Linked DNA regions of Mus musculus: all the other regions are linked to region 4. Evidence: chromatin loops called from intact Hi-C (ENCODE). Cell type or tissue: gastrocnemius. All regions are shown on one strand.

Region 1 (8,000 bases), 1.4 Mb after region 4:
CAGCTTGGGATCATATGTGCCATGGCCCAGAAGCACAGCCTCCCACCTGACCTGATCTAAATTCGTGTCTTTCAGAGTGATTTTTCAGCAAATCACCCTCGTTTTCCCACTCAGAATGAAGGAGAAAGAGCTTAGGAAACTGGCAACAGGATCTCTTGCAATGAAGCATGTTGACCTTACATAACTTAGAGGTGGATATCCCTATGTCCACTGTTACTAGATTTTTTCTTGAGCATACAGTCAAACTATAACCCACCACTATCCTTTTAAGGTAGATATACATGACAGGGTTTTTTTTTCTGCCACTGCAATGTCACAGGGCTTAATGCAGAATTCATCAAACTAAGGCCTACAAGCCATACTGAACCAATAAAGTTTTATTCAAGCACAGCCATCCACTCACACATGTATTACCTCTGATGTACAGTGCAGGCAAGCTCCAGAGAAGAAGTCAATTAAACAAATAATGGGTGGGCCACACAGTCTAAACCAGGTATTATCTATCCCTCCACTAAGGTACAAATTGACCTATGGCTTGAGATGTGTTAAAAAGGAATATGTGCTTGATTATCGTCCTTATCAACCATCTGGAAGAGACCAAAGAAATAATAAAGCTATGATTGCAAAGGTTCAGAACTTGTATTTCTAAATGACTGCATAAAATAGATGCTTCTGTCCCCATGTCCCACTCTCTTGAGACACATAATATGGACAAAAATTATCACTATATTCTTCTCAAGCACTGAGATGAAGGGAGTGGTTGTCACAGTGGCTAACACTAAGAGGCAAAACATACTACTTTATATAAATATGATACTTGAAAAAATGAGCAATTGTAGCCCAGAAAACTCAAGGTCTATAAGACTTACATTAAAAGTTGGAAATGACAGGAGTGAGGGCTGAGATGCACAGATGGCTGCAAACATGATATGAATTGAGGAAGGTTGAAGTTTCAAGCCCACAGGATTTACCCCCTGTTATTGTCCCCAGCCTGACCATTTGTTTGCATTATTATTAAAGGCGGCACTAATTTTGTTGAAGTCTCAAGATCCAAGAAAATCCTTAGTGATCTACATTAGGGGCAGCTTTATTTTATACCATTTTGAAAGGGAATCGATACAAAGAAATCCAAAACATATTTGTCTTCTCTCCAGACATCCATTGTCCTCAGATTACAGGAAATAGTTACGCAAAGGAGGCCAGGTACTACTTGGGAAATGAAGGGCTCCCAATCCTATTCCCTTTTGAGTCTACAGCACAGAAGTGAAATCTTCCAAACAGTATTGAGAGCCTAGTCTCTCCCTTAGACACCGAGGACAAGACACCTGTGTGTCTGCAGGGTCTTCTATCCACCTGCCCTGTTGCCTCCCTTTGACTGTGAGTCACTACCCATGAGAACTCTTCAGAAACATCCAAGATCATCCTTGTTTGTCTTCTCTGCATCAACTGCAGGCAATTAATGCTTAGGGAACATTTGTTCACTGCAGCCCAAGGTGAACTTTACATATCTGTCTCCCCTACCAGGTTCTAGGCTGGGACAATTCGCTGACATGATATCTAGACTACAGAATGTGTTTACTCCGTATTTGTGGGATTGATAAGAAAACTGTAGGCCAGGCCAGTGTTTCCCAAAACCTGGTGAAGAGTTGCAATCACTTAAGAAACACATAAAAATAGTGACTCTCCAGAAGTATGACCACGAACCTGCATCATTCACCCTTTATGTCAGGGAACTGAATTCTGTGTTCTAGGTTAAGTAGGGAACTTTGCAATCCCAGGAACCAATGGTCCTCTCCTCTAGTGGACCCACCAGGGACTCTAAAGAACAGTTGGAGCACATCACAGCCAGCCCAGGAGCCAAGCTGCCTTTTTTTTTGGAGGACCTTGCATATGGCAAGAGTGATGTCGATTTGGGGGCTGAAATAATGGCTCAGAATCACTGCTGTAGGAGGTTTATGTCCTAAGAAATTAAGCAAGAGAATTGATTTACAAAATAAAAAGTATATGTAATAAGTACTAAAATGAAATACTAATATAAGAAAATTGTGAATAAGTATTAAAGATCATACTTTATATATGATCTTTATATTATTTTATGATTATGTATCTGTTTAGTATGTGGGTGACTATATTTCACTGTGTGTGTATGTGTGTGCATGCATGTGTGCGTGCATAGACTCGCACATGTTTGAGCTCACATATCCAAGCCAGGCACAACTTGTAGAAGTCAGTCCTTTGGCCATATGACATCCAGAGATTGAGCTCCGTTCAGCAGGCTTAGGAGCAAGCACCTTTACCCATGGAGACACACAACCAGCCTGCCCAGAGGGTTAAGGTCAAGTCCTGCAGCCAGAGAAGGCTACATAGAGAAAGCAGCACTGCATAAAGATCAGGAAGAAAGGGCTGAAGGAAGAAGCAGGTAAGCAGATCCTTAGAGGGTGGGCATATTTCTTTCAGGTGTAGAAACAAGCAGGAGACCAAATGGCCAAGCATCATCAGTAAGTGACCTAAATGATAGCTAGGAAAGGTCACTCTTTTTGTGTAGGACCTTTCCCACCAGTATAAGATCTTTTTCCTTCTAATGAGATGGGCAGCCTGCAGAAGTCTGAGTAGAGAAGAAACGGGTACCCACTTAGCTTTTAATGGTGCCACTGTAGCTAGCATGTTGGAAATAAAATGAACTGGGGTCAAGATTGGAACAGGGAAATCTTAGAAAAACTCTTGTCTAGTGCATGCTTGAGATGATGTCACATAAGGCCAGAGTTAGCCGAAGGATACAGTGGTGAGTGCTTTAGATCCCAGCAACACTTTAAAGTCCCCGTCAACAGGCCTGGTTTCTAGATCATGGAAGAGGGAGCATGAAGAAAGTTCCAAAGATTGGAGCTGAACAACCAAAACAGGGAAATTCCGTTTGCTGGGATGTGGAAGACAGAAACTGAACTGAGAGGGGTCAGAGGACAGCTAGATTCGCGATTTGATTGAACTGCCAAAGTGGAGAGCCCTTAATGCCTTTCTTTCACTCCGTCTTTCTCTAGCTTTGGCTTCCAGTGTCCTATCTTGAGTTTCTGTCTTCTGAAGAGAGGGTTAAGAACTGCACTTCTGAGGTTGCTCTGCAGCATTTACACATGGAAACCCCCGCATGATGCCACCAACCCCAAGGAGAGCTTTTCCTCTGGCTTTTGGGAACTTGGGAAAGGAAACAAGATTTCAGAGCACCCTCGGGACTCTTGGCCAGAGCAGCGGCACTGGGTAGATTCTTTGCAGGCTAGTCTAGTGCCCTTGCTGGAAACCCGCACAGTTGCTAAGCTCTTGCAAATGGAACCACCCATCATTAAATCATAACCTAAGGGGACACAGAGTTACAACAGATCGCTCATGCCTTACCTCCCTTTGCCCAGAAAGCAAACGCATTAAGAGCAGCCACAGAAACTATGATTTCAACGGCGAGGATCTGAAATCTGTGGATTTCCTCTTTAAGGAAACCAGAATCCATCCTCGCAACCCATCTCCCATATCCAGCTCATCTCAAAACCACCAGTTCTGTCCTCACCACTCCCAGCCATCAAATCCTGGTAGGAACAGCTGTCACCACAAAAGTCGTACTGGGCCAGGACAGCCAGCTGGCTCAGTAATTCACAAACAAACTAACCTTGAATTTTATTTTGAGCAGTAGAGCTAGCTAGCTTCTTGTGTTCTTCAGAGCCATCTCTGTTTTGACTCTTTGATAAACAAACACCAACTCAAATGTCATTTTGGGCTCTATTGTAGGGATTCAAGGCCCGGTATTGACTTCTTTGCTGCAAGTCTTTACATTAAGATACAAAGCAATGGGTTTCTGTATGGCATTTTTATACTCATTTTGTTCTTATTCGTTTCCAGCCTCACCCCCACCCCGGACCCCACCCCTGTCAAAAAAAAGGGGGGGGGGTATATAGTCTTTTGGATTCTCCTTTTATAATGAAAAGCCTTTAAATCTTGAGAAAATGGAGACTTAAGCAACCGAGCTCAAGCCTAGACTCAGATGCTCAGGGAAAGAGGCTTCTAAACTGTTGTTCTACTAACAATTTAGTGATCATTTTTCACGGCGTAGACAGAAGTCATGGGCTAGCAGATGACATAATCTGGTATTTTAAAAGATGTAAGACATCAACAAGTGGATGTATTGCTGCACAGCACCACCTACTGACCAGATGCGGAACAGACATGAATGAGAACGGGATCCAGAGCCCCAGAACCACCGAGAAACCGAAGATGTGGGAAAGAGGGAGAAAAGGAGGAAGGAATGGACAGCTGTTCATAAAATTCTATATTCTACCGATGCAGAAGCTGAGCTCAGAGCATCTGATTATGTTCACAAAGGGGGCAAAGGACCCACAGATGTCCTTAGAGGGGAACCCACTTTCACACTGCCCAAGTTTAAAAACTAATGACTCTTCTGTAATAGTCAAGAATAGATATATAGGTAACAAAACAAAGAGGCCAGAAACTAACCATCACACTGAGTTCACTTATTTTCCCCAGTGCTTCAAAGGCATTTAGACAGAAAAGTTGGTATTCGACACACTGCATTTGACAATTATACAAAATACATATAATTTAATTTCATACTTCATACCTTGTATACAAGTTAAATTAATATCTTCTATCTAAATAAAAATGCAACTATGAAACTTCACAAAGGAAAAAGAAAGAGAAAACTTCTTTGTGGTCTTTGGCTTGGGCTAAGAAGTCTTATTTGTAACAGCAAAAGTCCAATAATTGAAGAGAAAATTGATGGGCAGATAGTATTAATAGTTCAAAAATACTCTTAATCAGCCACTCTTTAATATGACACACACTTCCTTCTGCCACATTATAATGACTGAAATATGTCCTAGTGAGTAGACAGGGTTCACATTCCCCATCATCCTTGAGCACACACTCAGCCTAGATGTTCTGTGCCTCCGGGAATGGTTTCTGCACCAAATGTAATAGAAACCGTTGAGTGCAGCCACAGCCCCTGTTGCTTCCTTTTCAGACATCAGTTCACATTCTCACCTGCCTGTGGGATGAAACCTGCTGCTCATAGTCTCAGCACCAAGGAAAAGAGTTCAGATGTCGCCATCTACAGGCAGAACATGAATTATTTTGGAGTTACCATACCAGGAGTGAGGGTCAACTAAGGCTGAAAGGAGGGAAAAAAAATCACTAAAACCTTTCCTGCCCTGAAGGTCTGTGCTACACTCACATGTGCCACATCCCTATGGCTACTGCTGGTTTTATTCTGGATCCGCTAATTCTTGGATTGCAAAATTTTCACTGATTAATAATTATTTCTTGTATGTCTCTTATGTGATTAAAAAATAAATGTTATGAGGTAGAGACCAGACAGATCAAAGGACCCAACTAGAAGAGAAAGTTTGCCAAGGAGAGGGTGTACTAATATAGTCTTACTGGCCAGTAGCATGAGAATCCTGTCTCTGCATCCCTAGGGAGAAATGCCTGGGAATCACCATGCCAAGCCAGCATTTCTAGTGGTTCTGGGGATCAGAGCTCCCTTCTCTTGCTTGTGATAAAAGCACGTTAGCTACCGAGCCACCTCCCTAGGCTGTTATATGGAGTTTCAGCATCTGAGCATGCAAATATTAGTGCTCTCCTGCTTTATAGGACCTTGCAGCTTATTCCAGCTTTATTACTCTGTGTTTAAGAAATATAAAAGCTCTGAAGAGGTCTGTAGAATTCTGAGCTTGATTTAGTTGATCTTTGAGTATTCCATAAAAATTAATCCAGATAGTACCAAGCACAAAACACTGAGAAAGCCTTTGGATTCTTCCATCCTGAAATGGCATTATTGGTGTGTTCCTACTTATAGCATCAGAGTAGCCAACAACTCAGCTCTGTTAAAATGTTCTCAAATGGGAAAAGGCCCAAATAGGATAGCTCTCGATAATCTTCTTAGCTCTAAAGTTCTATGCACTTTGAGATAGGCTCAGACTCTCCTGACTTCAGAGAGATGCCATTTTATTATTCATTTACGTCCTAGGAACGCTCTCAGTAAAGTAGCTGCAGCAGCTGCCGTGTTATTTTTTGCATAGAGCTTTATTGTTCCTGTAAAAAGGCCACGCACTATGACACAGAATCTTCATCTATATGATGTACTTCAGTAAGTGTTCTCATCAGTCATATAAGTCTGAAAATGTACAAGAAGTGCTTAGCCACTAGCTTAAATTTCAAGGTAAATGAATGCTTCCTTAATCCTCAAACCAAAGGTGAAATGAGGGCTAAAATTTCATACAACAAACTGTGGTTTTGATGTTACATTTTTAAGATAGAGTTTCTACAAATATTATTAAGTTGAATCTTGGCTATGTAGCTAAGATCTTATATCATCTGCAAGTTGGAGATAGAAAGACAGAGCCTTGTTTCTCTCTCTCTCTCTCTCTCTCTCTCTCTCTCTCTCATGTGTGTGTGTGTGTGTGTGTGTGTGTGTGTGTGTGTGTGTGTGTGTGTGTGTAAGTGTGTGTATTCAGAAGACAAGCTGTGGAAGCTGGTTTTCTCCTGATACCACTTGGGCTCCAGGGATGAAATTCCAGTTACCACACTTGGTAGCATGCTTCTCTACCCACTGAGCCATCCTCTGGCCCCCAAACTCATGATGCTTTGCACTTACTTCATTTGTGCCTGAGTTCTTCTTCCCTCTCAGCAACAAAAGTCCTTAGCTCCGACATCACACTCCCTGATTTTCTTTTTCTCCTCCAACTATTCAGTTTGTATCCCTTCTGCCTTGCTTGCTCTTCCTCATTTGTAAACTTTCAGAGGAGCATTTGCTAATAGCCACAAGGCACAGTTTATACTGGGCTGTCTTGAAATACCCTCTGTCAATATTAGTTCAAAACTGTCCCGTTTAGTCTCAGACAGACTCTTGGGACCAGGGCAATAAGCAGCGACACTCTTTGCAAAAATTACAAGAATGGTCTCTAGCTCCCATGATAATATTTTTCCCTTCTGATGCCCCCCAAGCTGATCCACCACAGTCTTCATTGTTCTCAGTTGTCTCCCACAGTCCTACCAGGAAGGCCTTTGAAACCCCACTGACAGTGTTCAACCACTTTCCTAATCCAAAGTCACAAACAGCAGCATGGTCAGGCCTGTCCCTTGGTAAGTCCTTGTATGGTCTTAGTTTCTTGTCTATTGCTATGAGAAGATACCATGACTAAGGCAACTTATAAAAGAAACCGTTTAGTTGGAGACTTGCTTACAGTTTCAAAGGGTTAGTCCATTACTACTATGTCAGGGTGCTGGAGACAAAGCTAGTAGCATACATCCCGATCTGCAAGTTGGAAACAGAAAGAGCTACTGGGCCTGGTGGGGCTTTTTGAAAAATCTCAAGTCCTACCTCCACCTCCTAATCCTTCCCAAAACAGTTCCCACACAGCAGAGAGCAAACTCAAATGCACGAACCAATGAGGGCGATTTTCAATCAAACTACTGTCTCCCCCAAAACATTAAGCAACACCTTTGCCCCTCTTATTTCGAGACAAACTCGCAGGTAGAACTCTATTCTAGGGTCTCTTTGAAGCTGTTCTCCAAAACCATCTGACTTCCTGGTGTCTCTTGAAAGTGGTTCCCTAGTAAACGACATGGGTTCCATCTTCATAGGGATAAAGTGCTCCTGGGTACCCCCACTATGGACACTTGCCTCACTGTGCCTGTCAAACAGTGGCACTGAAACCAATGTTCAAAGGAAATAGCACTGTGGCCAAATATTTTAGCCTTGTCCTCAACCCAAATGACCATAAAGTGTTAGCTAGTCTAATGCTTTCCCCCCTTTGTGTGTTTCCTTTGCCTTCTTCCTACAGCCTTGGGTTAAGCTGGAGGTGGCAATTATAGCACAAGCAAAGGAGAAACAAAGGTGACAGTAATGGCGAAAGGAAACAGCCAAGGAGGATTGGCGAAAGTGTGCAAGTGATCAAATGTGGTTAGTCCTTCAGCAGGGGGATGAGGGGCCAGTCTCCTGAAGT
Region 2 (8,000 bases), 140 kb before region 4:
ATAAAGGTGTCTCATTTCTAAAGTTACGTTTCTTGTAACTGTGACAAAATATCCACAGAAGGGGTTTAAGGGAGGAGCGATCTGTTTTGGCTCAGGGTTAGAGATGATATAGTCCCCCACTGCCGTGAAGGTGTGCTGGAGTTTATAGTGGCAGTAGTTTGCATGGGATTCCTCACATGTATGCAGGACTGGAAGCAAAGAGGGCTGGGGCAAGAGACAGGACTTGACTAGAACCTTGAAGGTCTTCCCTATAGTGACCTAACTTTTCTAGCTGGGCTTTGATGGCTCTACAACCCCCAAGGCTGTACCTCTGGCTGGAGACTGATTATTGAGACACATGATGCTATAAGCCATTATATAATGCCCTAGGTCATGGTCATCTCATAATACAAGGTATATCCAGTCTAGTTTAAAAAGTTAAGGGGTTCAATTTTATTATGTTTAATTGTCTCCCTGTGTGGGTCTCTGTGTGTCTCTGTCTGGCCCGAAGATGCTAGAGATCTCAGATTTCCTTAAATTTGGATGTGGGAGCTTGGGAATGGGATTTGAGTCATCTAGAAGAGCTGCATATGATCCTAATAGCTGATCCACCTCCCAAGCCCTCAAAAGTCACAGTCTCAAAAGGGCTAACATTGTCAAAAGCCAAAGGTTGTATCTTCTGGAATTCAAGGTAAACTTTTAGCAATGATCCCCTACAAAATCCAAAGCCATTCACTTTCAATATTCAGTGTGAATCTTCCCATTCCAAATATAGAGGAATGAGGGTTATGACAACGAAAGATGGGATCAAAGCAAGACCCAAATCTGGTAAAGCCAGACATAAAATGATATAGCTCTACGTCCAGAACCCAGGGCGAATGGTGGCATTGTCTAAACTCCAAATGGCTTGAGTAGCCCTGCCCTATGCTTGCAGTATACATGGCCTCTCTCTCGAGCCAGCTCCACTCAGTGACTGGAGCTTTCCTTGGCCAAAGTCGGGTGTCCCTGGCATTGCTAACCTGCTGGTGTCCCCACTGCTATGTAGGCTTTACCATCATGGCTTTACAAATGGTCTCCTCAGGATGCACATGAATCGGCCTCACTGTGGTCTGCTGGGACTTTGGAGCAAGCATTGATGTCCTGTAACTCCTTCTCCTTTATTCCGCACACTTGCAAAGCAGCACCTCATGGATGATTACCAAGTTCTGCTGTCAGCTCAGTGGAGCCTGGCCACTTTGGCCATAGTTGCGGTGCCTTCGGTGCCTGCACAACTGAACTGGCTTGGGCAGACATTTCCATAGACTGTCCTGTTTGAGCAAGGCACTTGGGAAGTTGCATTCTCAGGCATCTTCTTTTAGGTATTCTCTTTCCAAGAAAACCAGTTCCCCCCTTCCCCCACACATGCCCACAGGGTAATCTGATGGAGGCAGTCCTTTTTTTGAGGGTCCCTCTGTTCTGATGACTCTAATTTGTGTCAAGTTGATGAGCCTTAACCAGAACAGAGAGGCTTTTGGTGGTGGTGAGCCTCTGAACTGAGAAACCAGTTGCTCTTCTCATCTGTCGTCATGTAGAGAAGGATCAAGACTTTCCACTGCAAGGGAAGAGGCCATTTATGACTGGCTCAGGGAGAACTTTTATTGATTCCACCTGAGAAATCTGGAGGTTGGATTCTGGGCTTCCCCTGTGTCCCTCTCCATTCTCGCTGTCTTTGGCCTGTTCTGTCCGCAGGGGCTACCCCTGGACAGATGCATTTAACCCTCTGGAAAGAATGATCTCTGTTTTGCTGGTTTGGGTTTCTGTTGGCGTGATGAACACCATGACCAAAAGCAACTCAGGAAATTGTCAACCTAAAAATCACAGCTCTCAACTGAGAATAGGAGGTAGCTTACCTCTTGCTGAAGCCATTATGAGTGACCATGGCCCCAGGGACACAGGCTTAGGTGATCCCGAATTCCACATTCTAACATGGAAGCAGTTTCACAGGTTTTTTTTTTTTATAATTTTACAGAACAAAGAAAGTAATAAATTCAGGCAGGTTTAAAATACATTGGTGGGTACAGCAGAGAGGTGGGCACAATGAGATGGGGGAAGGTACTCTCTAGGTCTGAGAGGCTATCTGATGACATTCTTAGCTCTTAGATTGGTAGAAGCTAGTGTGCTGCTAAGTTAATAGTTTCTAAGAGTTTTCATTTATTATCATGCAGTATTAGGTCAGATACAGAGTGGGGCTAGCTCAAGGCAGTTAACCTCTGAACCTACAAAACTCCAATCTGTCCACAGTACTGAAATTTTAGTTGGTCCACTAGTCAATGAAGACACAGACTCCTTCCAAGAGTTCTTTGTTCATAGCCAGAATTTTCATTCACAAGTGTTTGCATCTTACAGTTTGTAGTCCATCATCCAGGGAAGTCAGGCAGAAACTGAAGGCAGGAGCTGAACTGAAGCAGAGACCACGTGGGAACGCTGCATACTGGCTTTCTCTCCATGTTTTGCTCAACTTGTTTTCTTACACACCCCAGAACCACCAGCCTAGGGGTGGCACCACCCTCAGTGGGCTGAGCTTTCCTACTTCAATTGTTAATCAAGAATTTACCTTACAGGCTTGCCTCCATGAGATCTGATGGAGGCACTTTCTCAACTGACGGTCCTCTTCCCAGATAATTCTAACTTACAGCTGATAAACCAAGACAAAACCACGAAATCTAACAGACAATGACAACAACAAACACCAAAAAGCAAAACAACCCTGTCACTTTGATGTGCACAGTTGATTACTGGCAGCCCATTCCTTCTCCCATGTGACTGCTGTCAATCGTTGGAGAGGAAGTCCAGGGAACAGCAGACTGACATTAGATATCAACAGGAGGCTCTCTTTCTCATGGTGGTTCCTGACCATTTATACAGAGTTCAAGGTGTCTACCTGGAAGCCACCCTTCTAGCTTTCAATTTGCATCCTGGGACTCAGGAACTCCTTAAGTTCTGGAACGTTTGAGACTCTCCCATGGCACTGGGAGCTGGCCACCTGGGTTTACCATTCTCTGAGGGACAAGATTTAGAGGAACGGATCCTGGGTGCCTTCCATTTGCAAGGTGGGCACAGAAGTGTGTTTACCCCAGGAGTCTGTCTTTGCCAGCCCTGTCTGCATTTCCTCTTCCTTTAGCAGTCCCTGGGTTGTCTGTAAGTCAGATCATAGTCATTGGAGGGAGAACAGAATGAAGAAGGGTGATGGGGGAGTTAGGAGAGCTACCCCAGCTCTCCAGGATCTTCATCTACTCCAGGGCACTGGCTCTTCTTTGTCCTCCCTAGACAAACACCCCAGTCTAGGTTAGGTCATCTTATGCTGCTTGACTTGTTAGGTTGGCACAGAATCTCCAGTCTGTTTTAGTAAGAAAAAATAGCTAGGGTGGTTTTCTTTGTGTCTGGGTCTTGGCTGAGGTGTGTGAGATGAAGCCACTGATGGTGTGGATGGAGCCAGAGGAACCCGGGGGCACTGTCCACAGGCCTGCTTTGGTAGTAACTTCCGTTAGTGTTTAACAAATGTTTAATAGCCATGAGCTCTGTCTCTGCGGCACCATGGAAGGCCATGTTGTGGTTTTACCAATGATTCCCACTAGATGTCACTATTGCTGTTTGTTAATTTGGTCCCCTCCCCTGGTTTGATTTCATTAGATTCATAACACAAATATGTCCACTTTGAGGGAAGATTTTCCTCTGTAAATTCCTGAAATTTTGGCTCCATTCCCACACAGTCACAGATTTTCCATTACTGTTGTTGCTTTTCTGCCTAGGCTGGGCACATGATGTTTTCAGTACACACTCGGTGCTCAACAGTCTGATTAGAGTTGAACAGGGAGATTTTAATTCTATTTTAACTTGATGAAATATAATGCTAAAGAGTCAAACAGTGCCTTGATCCTTCCTTCTCGCCCCCCACCCAAGGATGTTCACTCACGTCTTCAACCCAGCTCAGTGAATCTGCCAGGAGAAGATGGGGCAGGAACCTGGTCTCGTCTTGGCTTGTGCATGTAGGGTTACAAACAGCCATGGCACCTGGGATTGATGGAATTCTTTATATTACATGATCACAGGCAATTTTGGGATGTCATTAGAATTCACATACATTTTGAAATTAAAGAAGCTATAGATTTGCTCTTAGCGCTTTGTCATAGTAACTTTCCCTGTTGCTATGATAAAATCAACTAAAGGGAGAAAGGGCTTTTTGTTTGTTTGTTTGTTTGGGTCACAGTTCTGGATAGAAATCCATCCTGGTGGGAAGTCAAGACAGCAGTGACCACGTTACATCCACAGTCAAGAAGCAGGGAGTAATGAATGCTAGCTTACCTTCTCCTTCTACACAGCAGGATCCCAGCCTAGGGGATGGAGCCACCCACAGTGGCTGAGTCTTCCCACCTCAATAACCTAATGTAAACAATCCCCACAGGCCTCTCAGAGACCTGTCTTCCAGGTGATTCTGGATTTCAACAACCTGACAATCAAGGCTAATTATCACAGTCTTGTTTATAATTTGTTATCAGAAAATTATGTTTTACCACATCACAGATGTTTAAGAGGAATTTAATAATGGCATCCAGGAGAATTAGTTTTTATTTCCAATAGCATGTACAGTATATATGTGTGTGTGTGTGTGTAATAGTATATAAAATTTTATATATTTGAAAGCATAATTCTGAGAATGGGTCCATAAAATTTGTCAGACTGACTGTGGCAGGTAACCCTGTAGTCTGTAAAATATTAACGTATGCCGAGGGTCACTGAAGTTGCAGATAAATTAAGGTGGTTAATCTGCTGATTTTAAGAAAATAAATTGAGGCCAGAGAATCCCACTTCTTTAAAATGAAGGAAGGAAGCAGTAGACTTAAGGGTCTGTGTCAGAGATGAAGCTGTACTCACGTGAACAGAGGAGGAAGTCAGACGACTGCCGACTTTAAAGGTAGGAAGGTGTCACAGCCAAGGAATCCGGGCAGCCTCCAGAAGCCAGAGATGTCAAGAAAGTAGACTCTGTTCTGCAGCCTCTTGAAGGAGATAGTCCCTTGACGCCTTGATTTTAGTACCGTGAGACCTATTTTTTTCTAATCTCCAGAACCATAATATAATAATTTTGTCTTCAATAAATCAGGAACTTTATGGTAGCTTTTTATACCAACAGAAAGAAACCAGTCTACTTATGGGATGGTTCAGGTACTAAAAGGTCCTGCGTGGAGGTGAAGGGTCATGGGCAGTGGGTGTGGTGTGAATAGGGTTGCTGGTGGACTAAGGGATTGCCAACTGAGGTAATGCAAATTACTCCAACACAGTGATTAGAAATCTTTCATTTTGTTCAGTTTCTGTGAGCCAGGAATTTGGGGATGGCTTTGCCTTGTGAGATTGTAGTCAGACTATCAGTGGAGCTGCTTGCATCTATCTGAAGGGCTGACTGGGCTGAAGGCACTGCTCTCAAGATTGACCCCAGTCCATGGACACACCGCAGGGTAGCTGGAGTGTCCACAGCATCATCTCACTGAGACCAGGTGATCTATGAGAGAGGACAGAGAAAAAGCCAAACATAGTGTCCAATGTGGCTTCAGAGGTGACTGTTATCCTGTTACCTTCAACTCCTCTAGAGATGATGCCCATGTCAAGGAAAGAAGAAGACGCCAATTCTTCAAAGGGAAGGGTATCCTATAGGTGGAACAACAATATGAACTAACCAGTACCCCCCGGAGCTCGTGTCTCTAGCTGCATATGAATCAGAAGATGACCTGGTCGTCCATTAGTGGAAAGAGAGGCCCATTCGTCGTGCAGACTTTGTATGCCTCAGTACAGGGGAACACCAGGGCCAAGAAGTAGGAGTGGGTGGGTAGGGGAGTGGGTGGGGGAGCGTGTGGGGACTTTTGGGATAGCATTGGAAATGTAAATGAAATAAATACCCCCAAAAAAACTCAAAAAAAAGGGGAAGGGTATCCAAGTGTTTGTAGATAGATTTTATTTTTTTATCTTGCAGTAGTGGGGATGGGACCCACTTGTACACACTGTATGCACTAGGCAAGTACTCTGCCACCGAACTACATCCCTAGCCTGACATATTTTAAAACCACTGTGCTATGCCTCCATTTCTTTGCTTCTTTACTATATTTCCATCAGTTAGCATTCTAGCATGAGCCCCTAGCCAGGGCTGAGAGACACTGACAGTGGATGGCCTCTAGGGGAGGGAGAGTCAGTTTTCTTTTAGGGTGTGGCTCCCAGTAGGTGGACCACACTGCAGTGGATGGCCCCACACCCATGAACATATGGGCAGCACAAACTGAGTTGTTAAAAAAAAGTAGTTGTGGGGTGTGGGGATGTGGGGGTGGATCTGGGAGGAGTTAGGTGGGGGAGTGGGAGGAGTGGCAAAGATTCAAAGACGTGGTATAAAATTCTCAAATAATTAACACAAATTCCATATGAAAAATTTCCAAGAACAAAATGTACACGAAACTCACACACTTAGGACAGAGTTTAAATGTCCAGGAAGGCAATACACAGAAAACCCACATCCTAATCTACTTTCTCCAACTCATCAGGTAAAGCAAGTCAGTACTTCAAATCTGAAGCCGAAGAAAAGAAAACCCTCTTTTGTGGCAATTCTGTCCTGATGCACTTGGCAGGGGACAGAGTATTTTTTTAATAAGCTTTTTTTATTTTTAAATAACTTTAGAATAGCTTTAGTATAGAAAACAGTTTCCAAGACAGTACAGAGAAGCCATATAACCATGCCCAGTTCCATTTGCTTCCGCTTTCTTAGCAGTTGCAGTGTCTAACTGGTGAACCAATATCTACAGGCTGTCGCTTAAGCCTGCGATGTCTTTGGGTGTCTTTGGTTTTGATTTAATGATCTAATACCCATTTTTTATGGAACAGTTTGTTGTTAAGGGGTCCCCATGTATTTGTAGTTACTTCTAAGTATCAGGGATTTTTGCAAACAGCAGAAAAATACTTTGGTGGGGGTGGGGGTGAGAGAACAAAGGCTGCTTGGTTTGGACTTGAATCTTGCCTGTCGCAGCAGGTTGAAGGCTGGGAGCTCCTGAACAAACTGCTTCTCCCTCACCGTAGTCTTCTCATCTATAGAATGGAGTTTACATTAGAAGAATGTTATAATGATTAAAGAAATGAATGCCTGTTTACACTTTGGATAATTTTTGGCTCATAGTGCACCTGGGGAGCGCTATTGTGTCCAGAGCAGGGTTCTATGACGATCATGTACATGCAGGAATCCCACATGGGTCTGCAGACATTAACTGAGTAAGGGTCCAAGCAATGAGAGGCTGTGTCTCTGGCATAGAGAGCTGATGGTAGGTCCTGCTGAGAAGCAACCTGGCAGCTTGGAGTGGTACGGGCTGTATGAGGTGGGGAGCCTGGCCCAGGTTTATAGGCTGCAATGGGGTGGTCAGCCCTCTTCTCTCATGGGCAACAATGATTTCTGATGTGTGCTCAGCAAGACTGGCTCTGGCCTCATTAGAGCTTGTAGAAGTGGATGTGACAAGGAAGCAAATTGGAGAACACTACTGTATTAGCTACTTATCTGTTGCTGTGATAAGACACCACGACCAGACAATGTAAGGAGGAGGGAATTTATCTTAGCTTATGGTGCCAGAGAGCTAAGAATCCACCATGATGGGGAGGCATGGCAGCAAGCAACAGGCATGGCGGCAGGGTCAGGGAGCTGAGAGCTCACAGCTTCAACCACAGACCCAAAGCAGAGTGAACTAGGATGTGGGTAAGGCTATGAACGTTCAAAGCTCATCTTCTGGTGATGTATTTCCTCCAGCAAGGCTGTCCCACCTCTCCAAACCATCAACTGGGGACCCAGTGTTCAAATAGCTGAGCTCATGGGTTACATTTCTCAGTCAGACCACCACTGCCATCTAGAACAGAGACCTTCAAAGTGCAGAATGTCAAAGACAATGATGGATTGCATGTTGAGTGTGTGAGGAGATGCTAGAAGGTTAGAAGGCCAGGCCTTGGTGGCAGGCAGGAGGTCATGG
Region 3 (8,000 bases), 920 kb after region 4:
ATTGCCAGAGTAAACTAACTTTAAAGTAAGAGGTGAGAGTTATATGTATGTCCAAACCTTCAAGGACTCTTTTCTCAACAAAAAGTAAGATGGAGGGAAAGAGAGAAAGAGAAGAAGAGCAGAGAGAAAGGAGGAGGAGAAGGAGGAGGAAGGAGAGAGAGAAAGAGAGGGGGAAGTGAGGGAGAGAGAGGGAGAGAGACTAGTGCTAATACTGACCCTGACTTAATTTGGTCCTAGATTACACAGTCGTTTTTCTGTTCATGTTGCTTCATGCCTCATGCCACTGTGGCAAACCCAGGTTCTTTGAGAAGCAGAAAACTGGAACTCTAGCCCCTTCTCCACTGCTCTTTGATGCTGGGTTTTCATCTATAGCGTGCTACTGGACTCACTCACATTTATCAGCAGCTCTACAGGGCATCACTTTAGACCTTGCTGAAAACTATCATTCTGTGACTATCACTTCCTGTATCCTCCTACTAAGTACCTTTTGCTTTTCACCTTTAAAGAACACTTTTTTTCCTCAGTGTTCTAGAGTTTGTCCCAATATATAACACTTTCAAATAGGTAGACATCTTCAATCTTTCAGTTCTTCTACGTATTTTTAACTGCTTAATCTTCCTATACCAAAAAGCCAGTTTCAATAGCTACTTGGATGAATATCTTGACAGGAATATATTCTTATGTGAAATTCCTATTTCCTTATAGTTAAAGAAACTTAACTCTAATTTTCATCCTTTTTAGTCTTAAGCCTATACTATAATTTGGTCCTTAAAATGTCCATTTCCCTACTTGAATGTGACTATTAAAATCCATCTGTCTCTGTCCTCCACATATCTGACACAGGCAGCTTTACTTCTCAGTGTTCAGTATGGCATGGTTTGCCTCAACACCAATGGCAGGGCTCAGCTGGTGTCACTGTAGTGTAAAGTCCAGCGACCCTGCCTCTACTCCCCATGCTGGACTTCTCCCATAGCTATCATTCTACTCACAGTAGCCAGTTCTCTCTATGCAGTCTCCAAAGGCCAAAGTCTTTGGCAAACCTTTGATGTTCCCTTAAACAAAGCTATAGATTGTCTTGAATAGTTTTCACATTAATTCATGAAACCTTAATCATATGCTTAGTATAATATAACATGTAATCTGCTCTATTAGAATATATAGATCAACAGTTTTAATATATTCAGAGAGCTGTGAAAGCATCTAAAAAATCATTGTAGAGTGTGTTGCCCCACTTAAACACAGACATAGCTCTTAACTAATTTTTATTACAACTCTGTACATCTTCCTATTATAAGTATTTCTAAGTGGGATCATTGAACATGTGATCCTTCTCTTTCTCTTAGCACAACTCATTATTAATTATAATGATATTTTCTACTTATCTATACTTCCATGGTATGCTTTGGGCATAGCACATTGCCTACAGATTCATGTGCTTGAATTCTTGGTTCCTTCTCAGTGGTGATACCATGTTGAGAGGTTGTGGCACCTTTGGTACATGGGGTCTAGCTGGGCGATGTAGGTCTCCAGTGGCAGGCTTGAGGAATATCCCACTATCGGGTGAATAGCCCCTGACCCCTCTGCCTCCTGGTTTACTGAAATGTGAGGAGTCCAGCTGAATTCTACCTTCCCTTCCCCATAATGAAAGGAGTGCAAGGACAGTGAGCAGAAACAAATCTTCCTTTGATCTGCGTCTATCAGATTCTTTGTCACATCAATGGCAGAAGTAATTCATACAGTATTTAACTTTTATCTAATGTCTGTTTCTTGTTCTAGGCACCCGTCCAGCATCTCATTACATTTAGTCATTCTATTTCCATTGGCTTTCCTAAATTGTGACATTTTCTTCAAGTTTCCTTAAAGCTGATATAGTTGGAAGCCTAAAGAAAGAGTGAAGGAGCATTGTGTCGCGTGCTCCTAACCTGGGATCTGCCTCATGTGCATCTCATAGTAGAATGGCATCAGAAGGAAGACCACAGGCCAAGAATCTTCCTCGTCACATTCAACAGTACTTCTCCCTGGTGATGGGGACCTTGATCATCAGGCTGAGGAGGAGCGTGACAGGATCCTCTGCTTCCTCTGCACTCTCTGGACTGTGTTCTTTGGACGGAGGCCACCACCCACAGCCACACAGCAGCAGTCGCTATGTCTTCTCTCTTTATCTGCGTTAGTTATTCAGAATTTCTCTGACATGACTTGTCTGCCCTTTCTGTGGCTTAATGTATTTAGGTCAGTATGGACACATGGATATTTTTTCCTAAGGTTATAATTCAATACCATGTTCATTCCTTTGGCTAAATTACTTCACTATTAGCTCTTTTGATCAGTACCTGTGTATCTGCATTTCCACATTGTGGGGTTTTGCTGATAGTTTGTGCGTGTGTGTGTGGGGGGGGGCTTGCTTACTTCATTTTATCCTTCCTTCCTGTACTATAAGATGCTCTAGGATAACTTTATAGTCTGCCTCTGCTGTACAATCCATTTCTATTTCTCTAAGAGACTTTCTGCTTGTTTCCTTCCTTCCTTCCTTCCTTCCTTCCTTCCTTCCTTCCTTCCTTCCTTCCTTCCTTCCCAGATCTAATTACTGATTTTAAGTTCCCTGGGCTGACAATGCAAGGACACACACAGATGACTTGATTCACAGATGTATTTACTCATGCTTATCAGAACAATATATGTCCATCTTAACTAATGTGAGCCCATGTTAATACCTGCTGCTTCTATCCACCACTCTGCAGGGAATTGTGGCCTTATTTTCACCTGATTTACTTGTAGCCTCCATTTTTATTGTGAGTTTTTGTTATCTTCCATGCATTTACTTATGTTTTCAATTACAGTATACATGTATAACTATTTTAAAATGATGAGCTCACATACCCTCAGGTACAAGTTTGCCAGTTGGATTTTGACATCTTTACATATGTCTTTTCTCCTGGATGTACAGAAATGCTGATCCAAGCTCGAAAAGATAACCTTAAGCGTGTGATGACCTGGGAGAATACATGCTCCAAGAGGCTAATGTTTAACACACTGGCTTGTTTTTAAACAGAGGAGGAAATCAATTAACCAGAGGGATGAGGACATAAACAACTTCCGAGATAGGCCAGATTGTGATAAAACTGAGTCCTTCCTAACCCGGCCATGCTCCCAGTGACAATACAGCTGCTAATCCCATTCTGTTAAGTCAAACTCCAATGTAAATAGACGTATGACTCAAACTCCTGAGAAAGATAATCACGGTCGGGCTCACTATGAAGTTCCTATGAATCCCAAAGTAGATATCTGGTCTTCACAAAGCAGACCTGTGTAAGAAGGGCAGGTGTGACCTCTGGCCCATTCTGTTTTGAGAAAGGTCTTCAGATTTGATAAGTAGTAAATCAGGGGCCATGGCTGAGAACACCTACTCATGAACCTTCTGAGGAAAATGATATGTCTTTAAGTTAATTTCTTTTCTCTATATAATTAACATCCTATTAATAATTAATTAAGAGTCTTGCCTTTGTTGGGAAGAAAGCCTACATTTATCTTCCATCAGAATTCTTTTATCTCCTAGCTCCTTTCTTGGCCCCCATGACATGGAATTGTGTTAACCCATGCTAGTGACTCACAGTATCACCTGCCATTCACTGCCTGCTCTGCCAAAGTGAACCCTTAGAAAAGAGATTTCGCTTCATTCTCTGAATGTCTAGCACACAGTACATGATCAACAAATACCAAGTGGACCAAATGTCGTGTAAGAAAGAATAACTCAACATCACAGCTTCATATTTAGAGATTTCTCCCATGAAAATGGATGCTTTCTGCGATTTTATTTAGGCACTTGGATTCATGACATGAATATCACACTCAGAAAAAGAAAGCTACTCAAGAAGTGGCACTGTACTTTTGGGCTTTGGCATTTTTTTAAAAAGCCATTTTGTCTTCCTTATGCAAGACTCATGGCCTTTGCTTTGAGTTCCCTTCTCCACTGTAGTAGTTTTTATCTATCATTGGAACTGGTTAAGTTGCTTGAAGGTTTGCATATGTTACTGAGCTTCTGCATCACAGATAATTTGAGGCAGCTACCACACACACACACACACACACACACACACACACACACACACACACACACATTCCCTGCATCCCAGAGTCACACCTCACACCCTCAGAGATCTCAATGTACCACGACTGAGGGAAGCTCAAGCTCAGACACTGGTGATTTCAAATGACTTTCCCAGTGTTTCTGAGGAAGGTGGGCTGCTCTCTGCTTCCTTTTCTGGAGGTGGTTAAAACATCTCAGAGCCCTGTCGCCCACTAGCCAGAAGGCAGTGCTGGATAAAAAGTCATTTTCCCCATGTGTGTTGCACTATCTCAAGCTTTTCCTGGAGAACTGGCTTTGCCTTCTCATTGGTAGACTACCCAGAGTGCAAGAAAACTTGGGATGGCTAAAAAGCAGAGACTATGCACAGTAACAACAGTAAAAGCCTAGGTCAAATGAGAAAGCCAGTTTTAATGTGGATTTAACCTAAAATCCAGAGATAACAGGACAGCCCACTTTCCATTAACAAACTGCTTGACAGAGTCTTCATGGCAAATGTATCCGTGTTTGCAAGGGCTGGAGAAAGAGTTTTAGCCTCTACACTCTTGAATGTATTCTTATGTTTTGTGAAGTGTTTAATCCAGCATTGGGACACACAGGCTGGGCTGGCAAACTCTGCATCTCAGGAAACAGCGACATCTGCTGAACACCCAGGGCATAATTTACTGGAGAACAGTTGAGTCTTGAGGTTAGGTCCTAGGGCTTCAGTGTATATGCTCTGCCATTCTATTCATGACATCCTGTTCCCAGGTACCAAGCTGTTTTATCAGCTCATTGGATGTAACAAACCAGCACAAATTTGAGTTGTGTTACTTAAGGGTAGACACATTCTCTGAGTGTCTAGGCTTAATTTCTCAGATAGATCACTCAGACAAATGGGTATAACATGGGCAAATTCAGCCCTTGGAGAACCAAAACAGAGTGACCAGACAAAGGGACATAGACAAAGGCCTGGCACTGTTGTATGGACAGTAGTCTGGTGACAGTGTACATGCATGAATTTCATATCACAGCAGATCTTCTCTAGTGCCCAACACCAGCAAGCCACAGAGTTAGTTTCATTTCCTGCAGGAATGAGTCCCGATAATATATCAAACCCCAGAAAGCTCAATTTGACTTGTTAAATTTTTAAAGAAATGGAGTGATGTTCCCCCCACTGGCAGTTATTTGTGTATATATTTTATTGTTAGGGTCTATATCATATAAAAATTCTCGCATCATCATAAAAGAAAATGCTAAAAGTCTGGCATTTGGAAAGTGAAATAGCATTGTGTGTGTGTGTGTGTGTGTGTGTGTGTGTGTGTTCTAAGCCAGGCTTTTGAAAGACAAACATTTGATGTAGGAAAATGTTGAAAGTAAGAAAGTTATATGAGGTTTCATTAAAATTTTCTAAAAATATTTGGCTTTCAAAATCAAGCCCACTTAAAGTTTTCCGAGTTTTATTTTCTTTTCTGAGCCATTTTGAAAGATTGTAGAAGATCTCACTGTGTTGTAATAATGTTATTTTATATAGATTTTAATAGTAAAAATAAAGTTAGTAGACCCCACTGCCCTTCCAATATAGCTGAAAGTTCATTTCTCTGCCCAATACTTCCCACACTCATGAAGAAACACCAGACTTTCAATTAAAGTTCAGCACTTAGACTCTTGTGAGATCCTGAAATATTTGTGCACAGCTGAACAAAACTCTAGCACACATTACACATTAGAGTGGGGATATGTGCAGATGGGACTAATTAGGACTTTCCAATTTGATTTTACCACTTGAAAAACTCAAATGCTTCATTTTGAACTAAGTTTATCTTTTTGCATGTACAAAACCAGGACTCACTTGTGATAACTCTGCCTATCTATTGGTCTCTCTTCATCATGGTGGTATCACTAGGTACAGTTGTCATTCAGGCATACAGAAAAGATGAGGCTGAGGAGTGCATATGGTGAAGGAGCATGACTGGAAATGTGATTCTGCTGTTCTCGTTCCCATCCGCACCTGACCTTTTCCATCAGTGATGTTGAGTACTCGTCTCCTACTGACCACAGTAGCTGCCTCCTGCTTTCTTAGAACTTCCGGTTTCATGAGCTTTGCAGCCCACATTCGAATGCCTTTGCACTGCAGATCACTAGAAACATGTGTCTGGTAGTGGCTGGGAATCCGTAGTGGTTGAGAATAGTAGATCCCTATGAATTGTGATGTGTAGACATGTAGCAGATGGGCTGGGTAGCAGGGAGCACTGTGAAAACATCAGATGGATAATATTTAACTTAGATGATCCCCATGAGCTCTGCACAGGGGTGGGAAGGCAGCAAAACTCAGAAATTCCTATCACTATATTCCCCACTTCTTCTTCTTCTTCTTCCTTTTTTTGGGGGGAGGGGGGGCTTTGAGACAGGATTTCTCTGTGTAGTCCTGATTGTCTTGGAACTCACTATGTATACCGAGCTGGCCTCAAACTCAGAAATCTGCTTGCCTCTGCCTCTCAAGTGCTGGGATTAAAGGCGTGCGCCACCACTTCCGGGTTTATTCCCCACTTCTTAACTTGGCATAGATAAGCCTTTGTATAGTGTTGCGTTTGTCTTCTGCCTTCTCCACCTATGTGGGCTGACTTTGGTTGTGCCCAAGAGTTTTTATGGTGCATTGTGAGTCTGGAGAGAAAACTGTTTGGAAGACTCAGACCGTGGTCCTTTGGGTGGTTTTTGTTTTTGTTTTTGTTTTTGTTTTTGTTTTCCTTTCCTTCTGTTTGTTTGTTTTGTCTAATTCAGTTTTGTTTTTATCATCTTATATCATAGTATATTATAATTATACTTTAAAAATAAAATCAAATTAAATAAAAAAAAAAGGTTTTTTTTGTTTTTTTTTTTTTGTTTTTTTTTTTTTTTGTTTTTTTTTTTTTTTTTTTTTTTTGCAATTTGGGTTTGGTGTTGGGTCTTTGAAATTTAGGTGTCTATTTTACATTTACAGCCTATCCCAGGTCTCAGGAACAACAACGTGAGCACTCAACAGCTCCCTGTGTTGGTAATTACAAAGTTGATGGTGCAGATTTACACAGGGATGAGAACATGGTTGAGAACAAGGGGCTGGTAGGCAGTGCCTGGGAGTGAGGGAGAGGATGAATGCCAAGGGCACAGTAGCAGAGTACAAGCGTTCCTTTTGGTCCGCTCTTACAGCGAGGAGCTCTAACCTGATCTCAGCTAAGCTATATTAATGTTGTGTGTTTGAAAGCAAGTTATTAACATCAGGATGCGTTCACCTACTCCTTTAGCAAGCACATCATTAACTTCATTTCCGTACATCTTTCATGACGCATTTGTATGTACTTGAATTATGTATCCTACTTAATTTCAGTAGGCACAGGCACCCATTTAGTTCGAACCTCCACAATACAGACAACAGCATCACCATTCTAAGGAGCAGTCTCTGAGGAGCATCAGTTTTCTGTGTGATTTCCAGTACATGTTGTGTATAAATTGGACTCTCTTTTGTCTATTTATTATTATTATTATTATTATTATTATTATTTTGTTAATAAAATTTTGTTTTCAAGTCTAAATGTTATGGTGACTCTTGCTGGGAGTTTCTAAACATCTTTACAGTAGCTCTAGGCTGGCTCACCTACCAGACAGAACTGATTTTTGAATGTTTTAAATTTTGCAACTTTTAAAATTAAAACTCAGTGTTATTTCATCTCTTGCTCTCCTCCCTCTACCCCTTCCAATGTCTTCCCTTCCATGCTTCCTCTCAAATCCATAACCTCTTTTCCTTTAATTATTATTTCATATTATAAATGACAAAGTATCAAAATACAACCTGCTGAGTCCATTTACTATTGCTGTACGTATATGTTCTCAGAAGTGACCACTTGGAGTTGGGTAACGAAATAAGAATCTCATTTTCGGGAAGACTAATTCTCCCTCTTAGCAG
Region 4 (8,000 bases):
ATGATGTACAAATCAACATTTGCTCTTCCCTGATGCCACGTTTTAGATAAATTCACAGAGATGAAGAGGGGGGGAGCATTACAAATGAACCTGTGTCTTACCTCAGTTTTTGTATGCTACTTTCCATGTGTCTGCATCTAACCTCTGGAAAGAAGATGCCCTTTTGACCCAAAGCTGTGGGCCCGCTGATAAATCCACCTCCTCAGATTATATGCTTCAATCCCAAATCCTGTGCGAGAAGGAAGGGGAAGGAAGAAGGAACCTCTGGAAGAGGTTAGAAAACAGAATTTCCTTTAAGACTTCCCCACTGTTGCTGTGGAGGCCACTAGAAACAGTCCTTTGTCAATTTATAAAATTTCAATCTGTTCTTTTATAAAGAGTTTGTATAATCAAAAACCTGTTTCTGGGTTGCCCTCCCAGGTACCATCTTTCTTTCTGCTTGGAAACTGCCTTGGAACCTTCAAACAATGCCCATTCTTTCTTTGGACCTTTTGGTTAAGAGGTGGTAGTTATTCTCTTAACAGTACCCAAAGCATATTGCAAAGTAATTACAAAACCCCTTTCCCAGCTTTCACTAGAATGAGCTTAGGATTGTTTTTTTGTTTGTTTGTTTGTTTGTTTGCTTGTTTGCCTGTCTTGTTTTCTAGAACTAACAAATCACATGCCTCAAGTGGCCGACATATTTTTGTAAATGGGTAGAGGATATGTGAATTTTGATGGATTGACATGAAACCCTATATGCTCAGAAGAAACTTTACTCTTCACTGGTGACAAAACCTGAAAAATGTCATGGTGTTTTGTGAATCTCAGATTCTCTCTTTAAAATTAAGGGAGGAAGAATTACTCTAAATTAAAAAAAAAAAAAGATTTATTTAAAGAGTGTCTTCAGACACTCCAGAAAAGGGCGCCAGATCTCCTTATGGATGGTTGTGAGCCACCATGTGGTTGTTGGGAATTGAACTCAGGACCTTTGGAAGAACAGTCAGTGCTCTTAACCACTGAGCCGGCGACTAATAGAATTTATCTGCCACAGCCGGGTGAGTCATGTGGTTGAGATTCTTTGAGTGTCAAAGAAGTGATGTCAGTCAGTGGGACTACACTGACCAGGTACTCAGCTCACTTGGTAACTGACTGTGTAAACCAGTGTGAGCTCTTCACATTTCTGGGCTTTTCTTTCCTTAGGGCAAACATGTTGGAATCTGCAGCGTCTAAGAGGTAACCCATATCTGACATACTTCTTAGAGAAGTTGCTAGAAGGAGCATAGTAGAGATGCTGTCCCTTAGCATCATAGCCAAGTGTGAAGGAGGAGGGGTCACTGCAAAGATTAGCAGAGGAAAAGCAAATACCGGAAAATCTCTAGGAGAGACTACCTGTGTATTGAACCAGAATCCGGTGTCCTGAGACTTGAGTCTTGGTTTTGATTCAGTTTACTAGGTAACCTTAAAATGAGTAACTAAAACATTTGTGTCCAACTTTCTCTTATTCATTAGGGGGCAGTGCCTTTTGCATGCTCGTCGGTGAGCTAAGGGTAGAAGAAAGAACGCAGCATGATTCCTGCCTCTGGAAGGAGAAAATCTGAAGAGCAGTAAGCAAAGCGTATGGAGCTCATGCTACGAGAGAAGTATGTCAGGTCCTCTGGAACTGGAGTTGAACATGCTTGTGGCATGCTTGTGGCATGCTTGTGGCATGCTGCCACATGGGTTCAGGGAGCCAGACCCTGGTCCTCAGTGCTCACACTAGATCTCTCTTTACATGTTTCACTGATAAGTTCACAGTGTTTTGTCTGCATTAGTCATCCCAAAGGCGATCAGGGACCTGCATAAAGGGTGTTTCGTCAAATAGTGTGCTTAGACTCTTTAAACATGATGAAAACATGAAAGATAAAAGACTGAAGAGGTCCATCCTTTCGTCTCAGCTCCAAAATTTGTCTCTCTAACTCCTTCCATGGGTATTTTTTTCCCACTTCTAAGAGGGGGCAAAGTGTCCACACTTTGGTCTTCGTTCTTCTTGAGTTTCATGTGTTTTGCAAATTGTATCTTGTATTTTGGGTATTCTAAGTTTCTGGGCTAATATCCACTTATCAGTGAGTACATGTTGTGTGAGTTCCTTTGTGATTGGGTTACCTCACTCAGGATGATGCCCTCTAGCTGCATATGTATCAGAAGATGGCCTAGTCGGCCATCATTGGGAAGAGAGGCTCCTTGGTCTTGCAAACTTTATATATGCCTCAGTATGGGGGAACGCCAGGGCCAAGAAGTGGGAGTAGGTGGGTAGGGGAGTGTGGGGGGGAGGGTCTGGGGGACTTTTGGGATAGCATTTGAAATGTAAATGAAGAAAATACCTAATTAAAAAATTTTTAAAAAGCCCCCCCCCAAAAAAAAGGCTGAAGAGGTACTCCAACATGGGGGGGGGGTGGCAGGCATGAGCGTGGCTTGGAACTTGGGTTAGAATAGAAGTACACCTGAGAGAGACATTGTTGGCAGGAGTGGTCCAATCTGAATGTGGACCTAAGGCTAGGGAGAAGGGCTGTACCAGTGTGAAGTCCCCAGTTTCCACTAAGTGAGCTGCTCTTATGCCAGAGGCTGTTTCTCCTTTAGAAACCAGAAGTATGATGCTCAAATTCTCAAATGAGTTAGCAAAAATAATTTTTATAAAGAGTAATAAACAAACAGGACAAATTTCTCCAGTTTATACATTTTTGGATCCAGGTCAAGGTTGTGTGTGTGTGTGTGTATACTGTGGATGTTATTTGGATAACTCTTAGAGGGTTAAAATTATATTACATTAAAAAGTTGTCCAGAAGACACAGCAAAACCCTACACTAATATGGAAAGGTGTACACCATAGACGTTACTAACTTGGTATAGGTGCTGTGCAGCACGGTGTTATTGTGAAGTGCAAGCTGTTTTACTTTCAGTTGGTGAAGTCTGGTCAATGACAGGAAAATGATGTCCTTGATGTAGCAAGAGGAGGCTGCCCAGTACTGCCGTGAACACTCAGTGGCCTTTCCAGCTCCTGGTCTTTCACTGTTTAAAGTGAAAAGCAGGGTGTGTGTGGTGGGTGTAGGTGTGTGTGGTGGGTGTAGGTGTGTGTGGTAGCTGCAGGTGTGTGTGTGGTAGGTGCAGGTGTGCGTGGTGGGTGCAGGTGTGTGTGGTGGGTGCAGGTGTGTGTGGTGGGTGTAGGTGTGTGTGGTGGGTGTAGGTGTGTGTGGTGGGTATAGGTGGGTGCAGGTGTGTGTGGTGGGTGTAGGTGTGTGTGGTGGGTGTAGCTGTGTATGGTGGGTGCAGGTGGGTGCCGTGTGTGTGGTGTGTGTGGTAGGTGCAGGTGTATATGGTTACAGGTATATGTGGTGGGTATAGGTGGTTGTGGTGGGTGCAGGTGTGTGCAGGTGAGTGCAGGTGGTTGTGGTGAATGAAGGTGGGTGGGGGGTACATATGGTTGTGATGGGTGAGCGTGGGTGTATGTATGCTTCTCTTGTCTTAGGTGTGGTAAAAAGCTAGGTTTCATCTGAAGAGCACTTGAGGCCCCCTGGAAGGATAAAAGGGGTAAAGAAGAAAACAAAATTCCTTGTTGACATTTATTAACTCCAACCTGATAGGTCTGCATGGTCTAGGTGGCTGAGGTCCTGTGGGTCATGTCCCTTGGGGGTCGAAGAGCTCTTTCATAAGGGTCACATATTAGATATCCTGCATATCAGATATTTATGCTATGATTCATAGCAATAGCAAAATTACAGTTATAAAATAGCAGTGAAATAATTCTATGTTTGGGGGAGGGGTGACACCACCACATGAGGAACTGTCTTGAAGGGTGGTAGCATTAGGAAGACTAAGACCCACTCCCCTATGAAGTAGACAGAACACTGGGTATAAATAAATGCATAGGTTCTTAGGTTTGGTAGCTGTGGAAATAGCCAATGCCATAGAAATCTGTGGGAAATTGTCTCTAGCTCCAGATCCTGTGGGAAGGAACTATGGAAAGGAACACAGGGACGGTGAACCTGGATTGTTTTTAAAGGAACAGTGTGAATGGCTTGGCATCTCCTTTCCATTTTGCCTACAACTCCCATTTCAACATTTTCTTGAAACCCAGGCACAAGCAGACATACGAAGGCCACCAGCCCCAGGGTTATGTTTATTTTGCGCGTTTTAAGCCCACCTGTGGGTTGAAGAGATGGTTCAGCAGGCCAAGATGGTTGCTGCCAGTCTGATGACCTGTGATCAATCTCTGGGACCCAACAGAGCAGAAAGAGAAGCGACTCTCCTAACTTGTCCTCTGACGTTCACACATGAACTGTGATGAGGGTGGGCCCCCAAGAAATGAATAAATAACACAGTAAAGTATTTTTGAAAGAAAATACGTTTGTCCCCCAAAATGGTGTCGTCCCCAACGGCTACTCTGATGGTCTCAGTTTGCAGTCGATCTTGACAAGTGTTACAGACTATGAAAGGCCGGCCCTGTTGCCTTGATGCCCTCTCATTGTTAGTCCAGTGTAGCTCGGGGCCGTGCGTGTTTGTGTTGTAGTTACTGGAAACATGTTATCTTACTTCCATGAACGCAGCTGAGGATATCACCCGCATTTGAGAAATGAAGCTGTTTTAACCAGGTCCTTGTTTTTCCACCTTGTCACCTTGCTGTCCTCTGAGCCGGCAGCAGGTGGCGCTGCAGGCTTCTTATCAGGAAAGCAAATTTTTTTCCCCCTAGCTGCCCTTTGCCGGAATAACCTGAACAAGCACACATTTCCAGAAATAACAGGCATTTCCAAGTATTCCAGAAATATATGCAGGGCTGTTTAGTCATTCATAATCATCGCTTCGCAAGCACTCAATCCTGCAGAAAATATTTTAGAAGCAGAAAAAAGATTCATAGAATTCTTTGTTTTTAGAAAGAAGAAGGGGGGGGGGGGGAGGAATTCAAGTGGGAGGCAGAGGCCCTCATTCGGCTCAATCACCTATCACTTTTTTTTCCAGGTGGTGAAGGGCCCAGAGGGGCAACCGGGTGGAAAAAGTCTTTTCCATTTGCGTCAGAACTCTTGAGGAGAGCTTCACTTCCCCACCCCACACACTTTTTTTAAGGCTCTAAGTTGTGGTTTTGATTTTCTCTGGATCACACAGAGGTGGCCCAGGTTCAGTGGGTTCTGAGGAGGTCCAGAAGCACCCAGCACAGATCACTCAAGAGTTTTTTTTTCATTGGATACTCTGATGCTCTGGACTATTTCCCTGAGGGAGAATAAGGCACAGCTTTTCACAGTGCAAAAGGCAGAGTCTCTACCAGCAAAACCCACAAGCCCCGAAAACCAAAAACCAAAAACCAAAAAAACCAAACCCTCACAGGTTGGTGTTGGGGAAAGTCACAGATGGCTGCAGAAGGAGTGCTCAGAGATTCATGTCTGATATCAACAGAGAGAGCATGTGAGAAAGAGAGAGAGAGAGAAAGAGAGAGAGAGAGAGGGAGGGAGGGATGGAGGGAGGGGGAGGCAGAAAGAGAGAGAGAGAGAGAGAGAGAGAGAGAGAGAGAGAGAGAGAGAGGGAGGGATGGAGGGAGGGGGAGGCAGAAAGAGAGAGAGAGAGAGAGAGAGAGAGAGAGAGAGAGAGAGAGAGAGAGAGAGAGAGAGAGAGAGAGAATATGGATGAATTAACCAACTGTTGGTCTGGTGAGCTGGGCACACTAACTTCTCGTCTGTTTTTGTTGTTTGTGTGCATATGAGATTTCAGGGCTGACTACTTTGTATTGGATAACCGATCTAGGTACCCATTCCTGAGAGAGGTTAACTCTCCCTAAAGCCGTTCGACCACACCCTTTAGACAGCACACTCTTGCCATCTCTTAGGTTGATGTGGAAAACGCCCGGCTGTTTCCCTTTACATAAGAGATGCTCTCTGAGCTTTCTGCTTGGATGACTGTATTGTTTCTTCAGTTAGTCCATCTTTCTGGGTCTCATTTTCCCACTGTTTCATGCTTTTCCTAGCCTTGGGGATTATCTTTGAGATATTCCCAGAAGGTGCCATTCACATGGGGGAAGATATCATAGGTAATCTTAGTGGCAGCTTGTCTGCTGACAGTGGCAGAGTGACTTTCTCTACCAGCTGGCCATAGCTGTACAATCCTCTGTCCTACCAGCCCTCCCCTTACACCCCAGTCTAGTGACACCTAAGGCAATAGGAAGTGAGTTTAAAACCTGACGTCTCCTCAAGGCATCCTAGGGCAGGACGCATGTCTTGAGGAGCCTTGTCTGCTGTCTGCATTTCACTGCTAACGACATTAAAAAAAAATTGGATGTGGTAACCATTGAAATTGCATGCTCCTGAAACTCATGCTGCCGCTTCTGGTGGGTAGTGAGCAAATCTGCTTGGTGGTTTTTGGACACCTGTGTTAGCCATTCTAGGCCACAGAGTTACTTTTGTCAATTCTAATATGAACAACTGCTATTTGAAAGTTCTCTTGCCCGAGGGATGTTCTGGAACACCGAACCCCATAAAGGGTGAAAGATACAACCCAGTGAAGGGAAAACTGACACAGTGAAAATTTCTTACATTTATTTCTTTGTGACAAGTTAGCAAACTAAATTTCATTCTCCCCTCTTCCGTCCATTTTCTTTCCTTCCCATTTTCTTTTCCTTCCTTCCTTTCTTTTCCTTCCTTCCTTCCTTCCTTCCTTCCTTCCTTCCTTCCTTCCTTCCTTCCTTCCTTCCTTCCTCTCTCTCTCTCTCTCTCTCTCTCTCTCTCTCTCTCTCTCTCTCTCCTTTCTTCTCCTATTTTTAAAAGTGGGTAAGCATAGTAAGTGTTCCTAGGCCTACAGACATCTGGCTGTCTTGTCCTCTCTGGTCATGTGTGTTCCCACTTTTGATAATCAGACCACACCAGGTAATTCATTTGATCAATAAAGAGGAACATAAGCGAGAAGAGTAGATTGCTCTCATCCCTTTTGAAATGCTTCTCTTAATTTTCTCCCTCAGCTTTCTGAACATGGTTATGCTTTAGTGATGGTGCCTGATAAAGAAATGAGGATTTCCTAAGAACTGTTGCTAGTGGGGTCTTCTGGACTTATTCTGTATTTTATATAGGCAAAACCTACTGAACAAACAAACAAACCAAAACAAACCCAAAGACCAAAACACAAAAACTGCTTTTTGTGTGTTAAGTTGTTGAGACTTTTAAAAAACTTCCAATCATCTATTTCTAACTACTAACAGCAGCTAATGGTGTGCACAATCGCTTTCTCAGCAGTGTGTACTATGCAGGAATCAAGAGGTTGTTAACTGGCAAGTGATGGTTGCATGACCACAATCTCTTATCTTAGTGTCTTAGTTTGGGTTCCTATTGCTTTGATAAAACTCTTTGACCACCTTGATGGAGGAAAGAGTTTATTTCATCATAAACTTCCAGGTAACAGTTATCACTGAGGGAAGTCAGGGCAGGAACTCAAACAGAGACCATGGAGGAATACTGCTTACTGACTTGATATTATGGTTTTTTTTTTTTTTGGTTGTTGTTTTTTGTTTGTTTGCTTGTTTGTTTGTTTTTACATAGCACCCAGAACTGGTGCTATAACCGTCATGGGGACAATCTATCTGGATCAATCACTGATTAAGGAAATGCTCTGCAGGCTTGCCTCTGGGCCAGTCTGTTTCGAGCATTATCTCAACCAAGAGATAATGCTCCTTTCCAAAATGACTTTAACCTGCATCCAGTTTACATACAAATTGTCCAAAACATTCATTGATGATCCACCTTAACCTTATGGTTTAGGAGAAATAAAATAAATTAAATACAAATATGGGGGAATAAATTTAATGGTACATAATCAGCCCTAACAAACTGGAGCTCTAACATCTAAGTGCTGATTGACCAGGAGGCTGGAGCAGTTTTCTGATCTGTAGTGGTTTCTGGGCTGGCTAGTTTTATATCAACTTGACACAAGCTAAAGTGGAGGGGGCCTTAATTGAGAAGGTGTCTTCTTAAGATTGGGTGATAGGCAAACCTGTAGGGCTTCTTCTTAAT

What was found. Hi-C counts contacts between places; a loop is a spot of excess contacts. Peaks named below come from ENCODE experiments on the same cell type or tissue, not always from the same donor. Only the 100,000 strongest peaks of a DNase experiment are listed, where the experiment ranks them.
Region 1: a loop joins it to region 4, with 5 times the contacts of the local background. A loop is called at or near these places in 10 of 42 quality-filtered maps.
Region 2: it touches region 4 in a loop (2.7-fold over the local background); 2 of 42 quality-filtered maps call a loop at or near these places.
Region 3: a loop joins it to region 4, with 4 times the contacts of the local background. A loop is called at or near these places in 9 of 42 quality-filtered maps.

The regions. Positions count from the first base shown.
Region 1 is chr2:134,477,790-134,485,789 of GRCm38, forward strand. No RefSeq gene overlaps it. Among named protein-coding and RNA genes, the nearest start is that of Gm52526, 46 kb to the right of the region's middle. In gastrocnemius, CTCF peaks have their summits at 4,191 (motif pointing left) and 5,123 (motif pointing left); a DNase peak (open chromatin) is centred at 4,185.
Region 2 is chr2:132,967,330-132,975,329 of GRCm38, forward strand. No RefSeq gene overlaps it. Among named protein-coding and RNA genes, the nearest start is that of Fermt1, 25 kb to the left of the region's middle. In gastrocnemius, a CTCF peak has its summit at 3,607 (motif pointing right); a DNase peak (open chromatin) is centred at 3,553; H3K27ac peaks cover 421 bases.
Region 3 is chr2:134,025,113-134,033,112 of GRCm38, forward strand. No RefSeq gene overlaps it. Among named protein-coding and RNA genes, the nearest start is that of Gm39940, 290 kb to the left of the region's middle. In gastrocnemius, a CTCF peak has its summit at 4,725 (motif pointing left); a DNase peak (open chromatin) is centred at 4,720.
Region 4 is chr2:133,109,240-133,117,239 of GRCm38, forward strand. No RefSeq gene overlaps it. Among named protein-coding and RNA genes, the nearest start is that of Fermt1, 170 kb to the left of the region's middle. In gastrocnemius, a CTCF peak has its summit at 4,663 (motif pointing right); a DNase peak (open chromatin) is centred at 4,651; H3K27ac peaks cover 194 bases.